Linked DNA regions of Homo sapiens: region 2 is linked to region 1. A link is a loop called in an ENCODE intact Hi-C map of the cell type or tissue named here. Cell type or tissue: OCI-LY7. All regions are shown on one strand.

The links. Peaks named below come from ENCODE experiments on the same cell type or tissue, not always from the same donor. Only the 100,000 strongest peaks of a DNase experiment are listed, where the experiment ranks them.
Region 2: it touches region 1 in a loop (12-fold over the local background); 2 of 110 quality-filtered maps call a loop at or near these places.

What each region holds. Positions count from the first base shown.
Region 1 is chr14:22,885,368-22,887,867 of GRCh38, reverse strand. It overlaps REM2 (RRAD and GEM like GTPase 2), which reads right to left. Exons shown (of 5, transcript NM_173527.3): 4 at 1,637-1,844; 5 at 190-1,254. The coding sequence ends at 959. Among named protein-coding and RNA genes, the nearest start is that of REM2, 3.4 kb to the right of the region's middle. RefSeq lists silencers at 761-1,090, 1,331-1,400. In OCI-LY7, CTCF peaks have their summits at 1,018 and 1,219 (motif pointing left); DNase peaks (open chromatin) are centred at 37, 397, 887 and 1,207; H3K4me3 peaks cover 2,007 bases; H3K27ac peaks cover 1,814 bases.
Region 2 is chr14:21,923,594-21,926,093 of GRCh38, reverse strand. It overlaps TRA and TRAV14DV4. Among named protein-coding and RNA genes, the nearest start is that of OR4E1, 250 kb to the right of the region's middle. In OCI-LY7, a CTCF peak has its summit at 1,397 (motif pointing right); DNase peaks (open chromatin) are centred at 1,403 and 2,073; H3K4me3 peaks cover 1,036 bases; H3K27ac peaks cover 2,107 bases.

The DNA of each region.
Region 1 (2,500 bases):
ACCTGATTATCTGTAAGGGCCTGTGGCCCTATGACATGGACTACCCCAGGCCAAGTCAGTTCCAGAGCCTCCTTAGAGAGTTAGGTTCCTTGCTCCTCTGGGCCTGAGTTTTCTGGTGGGTAACAGCAGTTTCCATCAACACCCATTCCTTCCCCAAAGACTCCAAGAACAGAGTCAAAAGTGAACAGAGGCAGTACAAAAATTATTTATTGAAAAGGGAAAGGGTGGCCCCTTGCTGGTGCCCCCCTGGCCCTGGCCAAAAGGGGTTGCCACTGCTCATTATCTGAATGCAGAAAGTCTGTCCACCCCTTACCTTTAATAACCTTAAAGGGGAAGTGCCGTGGTGGACTGGTAAGTCAAGAGAATCCATCTCAGGAACAGCACTTCCAGGCCCTTGCCTTTAAGAACTCCTTAAAGGCAAAGTGGACACATGCCGCACCAGATGAGAGCCAGAACGTTTTCGGGAAGGTCCCTGGAGGAAGTGTTTTCGTGTCTTTACCTTTAAGACTCTCTTAAAGGTGAGGCATGTTCACGCAGCGTACAAAGGAGGCAAACTCCGTCAAGGAGTCTACGAAGCACTTTTCCAGATCTTGCTTTTAGAATCTCTTTACAGATGAGGTGGCCAAGCGCGAATTAATAAAAAACAAAATACCTTGCAGAATTATTTTTCTTCCCGACCCAGCAGAACCCGCCCCGCTCACCGGCCGCCTTCAGGTCTGCGTCCTCGCCTTCTAGGCGCCCTGAGGCCCAAAGCTCCAGAGAACGCGTTGGGGCGGGTGTGGAGGTGCCGCCGAGCGGCCCCGGGCCGCCCCCGGCGGTCACACCGGGGCATCCTGGGAGTTTTTGGTTTCCTAGACGGCCTCCACCAAGGAAGCCGGACGGGGGCGGGGCGGGGCGAGGGGGGGCGAGCGGAGGGCGCGGTGACCATGGCGACCGCAGTGGCCATGGCGACCGCGGCTCAGAGCACCGAGAGGTCGTGACACGACCTGGAGCGCTGCTTGAAGAACTTGGCGTTGCGCGGCACCAGGTTGGCGAGGAACCTCTTGGCTTTCTTGGTGAGGCTCTCGCGGCGTGCAGGTGGCGCAGGGCCCTCGGGGCTGCCCGGATCGGGCCTCTGGCCTCCGGCGTGGTTTCGGCCCCGCCGCAGCCGGATCTGGCGCACCGCGCCCTCGAAGAGCTCCCTCGTGTTGTGGTGCAGTGCGGCCGACGTCTCGATGTGCTTGCAGCTCAGCGTCCCGGCCAGGTGGCGGCCCTCTGCAGGAAGGCACCGGCTCAGGCGCCCGCTGGGCTGTACGGGACCCGGGGCGAGGGTGGGTCTAGGGAGGGCCTGGGCGTGCGGTGGCAAGGGATTGGTACTAGTGAATCTTGCAACCGAGAGAACATGGCTGAGCTCATATGGTGGGTCTGTGGAGGTGCGAAGGAGAGGGAGAAGGAGGCCTAGGAGAGAGGTGAGGGGAAGTGACAAGAAGGGATTCTCAGGATCCTCGAGTGGGGCATTGGGAGTGTCCCCCTAGCCTGGGTCTGATTGCAAGTGAGTGCGTCCGCGATGGTAAAAAGGCCTTAGGGAGAAGAGGTGACTTGGAAGGGAGAGCATTCCCCTGAGATCGCAAGTATGGAATCTGTTCAGGATACACACCCTCCAGTGATACCTCCCGGGAGCGGGCCAAGTCGCTCTTGTTTCCAACGAGGATAACGGGTAGGTCGTGGTGCGGCCTCCCAGCCCGGAGCCGAAGTAGGGTCTCTGGAACTTTGGAGAAACTCCGTCGGTCGGTGACTGAGAAGACGATGAGAAAGGCGTCCCCGGTCTGAAGGCAGTGGTCCCGCAGCCACCCTCCTGCATCCCCCTGCAGACAGGCAGAGGAACGTTAGGGCTGGAGGCATAGGAGATCCTGTCCAGCACCTACACCTCAAAGAGGAGGAACAGGGCTGTGAGGCAGAAAGAAGCCACCTGCTTAGGACAGCAGAGCTAGTTAATGGCAGAATCTCCCTACCCAGAGTGTTTGTGGAGGCGGAAGAAATTAGTAATATGAGGATCCTAGACTAGGGTAGCCATCCTAATTTCTTAAGCTCTTGATTCAAAAATGAATATTATTCACACGTCTGTAATTTGGCCTCTTATTTCTACATAGTAACCTTTATGTCCAAATATTCAGAAGTCCTCACTTTTTTCCCCCTTCCCTGATATTCCAGATCCCTGAGCTCTTGTCTTGTCACATCAGATTCCTTCAGGCTGAAAAATTTATGGATGGAGTCAATTTCAGGGTGTCCAGCCTAGCTTGGAGCTGCAGGGTTTGTCAAATTCCCATCCTAAGTTTGCTCTGAGTCAGAAGATCCTGGAAAGACTGTGGGTCTTAACAGCCACAGGCTGTAGTGTGGGTCTTTGCTTTCTGAGGTGATATGAATGAAAGGTCAGGTTCCAGTACATGTGGAAACCAGGACCAGCAGTCCCACCAGCCTTCAGCCAGACTTTGCCCTTCCCCAGTTCTCCCAGCTTCATCAC
Region 2 (2,500 bases), 960 kb after region 1:
AAGGAGCCAAATCAAGGCTATGTAGATGCCTAACGATTTTCCATCAATACTCTTACAAAATTGCCCTTGTTTGATGAGAGGAGTGAGCAGGATCATTGTCATGGTGAAGAAGAAATCTCTGGTGGAGCTTTCCTAGGCATTTATCTCCTAAAGTTTTGGCTACATATCTCAAAACATGCTCATAATAAGCAAATGTTTTTGCTCTTTGGCCCTCCAGAAAGCTAACAAGCAAAATTCCTTGAGCATCCCAAAAAACTATTGCCATAATTTTTGCACTTTACTGGTCCACTTTTGCTTTGACTGGACCACTTCCACCTCTTGGTAGCCATTGTTTTGATTGTGCATTGCCTTCAGAATTATACTGGTAAAGCCATGCTTTATCTCTTGTTACAGCTCTTCAAAGAAATGCTTCAGGGGCTTGATCCCACTTGCTTAAAATTTTTATTGAAAGCTCTGATCTTGTCTGCAACTGATCTAGGTCCAATAGTTTTGGCACCCATGGAATGGAAAGTTTGCTCAACTTTAATTTTCAGTCAAAATTGTGTAAGCTGGGCCGATTGAGGTGTCTGTGGTGTTGGCTATTGTTTCTGCTGTTAATCATCAGTCCATTTCAATTAGGGCACAAATAAGGTTAACTTTTTCCAAACAAATTGGTGTGGATGGTCTACCACTGCAGGATTTACCTTCAACATTGTCTCATCCCTTCTTAAAATGAGTTATCCACTTGCTAACTGCTGATTTATTTGGAGCACTGACTTCGTAAAGTTTCATAGAGAATTGATGATTTCACCATTCTACTACCCAACCTTCACCATAAATGTGAAGCTTTCCTTTGCTTCATTTTAGCAGAATCTGTTGCTCTAATAGGGGTTCTTTTCAAATTGCTGTCCTATTTTTCTTAGTGCCTCAAAGTAGATCCTGTCTACATATGTTATAGCAATTTAAGTGTAAGTTTATTTTGGTGCAAAAAAAAATTGAAATCCAAAAATAGTTTTTATAATACGTATTTTTCATGAACTTTTTTTAGATCTCCAGTATTTACTGAACAAATTGATATGAAAATTCACAGATATTTTAAATGATTTTTCAGTCACATGTTTTTGAATCCAGTTCAATTTAGTAGCCAAATGGCAAATTGTTTATTGTGGCAGTTTTTTCTCTTCAATCTTCAGTCACAAATTTGGTATGTCTAAACTTTAAACCAAAGATTCAGGGATAAGAAAGTTTTTAGTTAATGATAACTTTGATCATGGTCTATGAACTTAAAGAGGTATTTTCTTAGAGTTAAGTGTATTTCCTACAACACTGCATCTGGGCTGCCACAGCTGTAGCCACTTCCTGTCTGTGATGTTGATTTCCCGCCTTGGTTCTCCAGCAGGTGGAGGTCTCAAGCAGGTCCCCAGGGCTTTTGTACACCTCCCTCCGACAGTTCTGTCACTGTGCCCTCTCTCATTGCACAGAAGTACATTGCTGAGTCCCCCAGTTGTGAAGCGGAGATGACAAGGTTGGCGGATTTTCTTGCCTTCTGGAAATTCAATGAGTAGCGACCTTCTGTTGCATTTTGCTGGTCATAAGACCCCTGATAAATAAGAAAAATCATTTCCCCACTGCTGGGCTGCTTGTACCAGAATAGACCATAACTTGGATCACTGGTGTCATATGTGCAGTCCAGAGTCACAGCCTCCTTTTCCTGCACGAACATTCCTGGTTGGGTTTGAGTTATCTTCTGGGCAATGCCAGGTCCTGAAGGAAAAAAGATAGAATTTGAAGGTTTAAGGATAAAGTGGATTGGGACAAAGAAATTCAATTTTTGTACCCCATTACCCCTCCTTCCCAAAGTTTCCATAAAGATACTTCCAAAGTCCTTAGTTCATACAGAAAGTCCATTCCCACTGGGCCACCCATACCTAGCCACAGTGAAGCTGTGACCACCTTCAGCAGGCTAGAAAGTGACATGTTTGGTTCTTTTTCTAGATAAAAAAAAATTTTCTTCTTTATTTTCAGGACTCTGTACTGTGAAGTGAACCTGGCATGGTGAGAGAAGAATTACTGGGCCATGTGCTGCTGCTACTGCTGCCCTAGAACAGGAAACAGAGGTTTCCTGGTATAGCAAACTAGTGTGTGTCATCTCACACTTCTCTATGTACTGGCTGAGAAGCTCACCCAATGCAGACTTTCTTTTGGATCAACCAACTCTTAATTTGTTAACAAATCTGAAAATAAACATGGTCACATTGAGAGGAAAAATGATCATTTGACCAACTACTGTATTTTATCATTGCACCTGTGATGGAACTGGGAGATTGACACATATTTGATACCTGTAATGAATTATACAGACAATGTAAGATACAATAATCCTCTAGCCTCACATCTATGTATGTTGTTGTTTCTCCTAAAGTACAAATACATCATGTTATGATAAGAAGGTTTGTACAAATCTCTGCAGATCTTTTGACTTATCTATTGATATAACAGTATTCCTCCTCAATTCCAATGC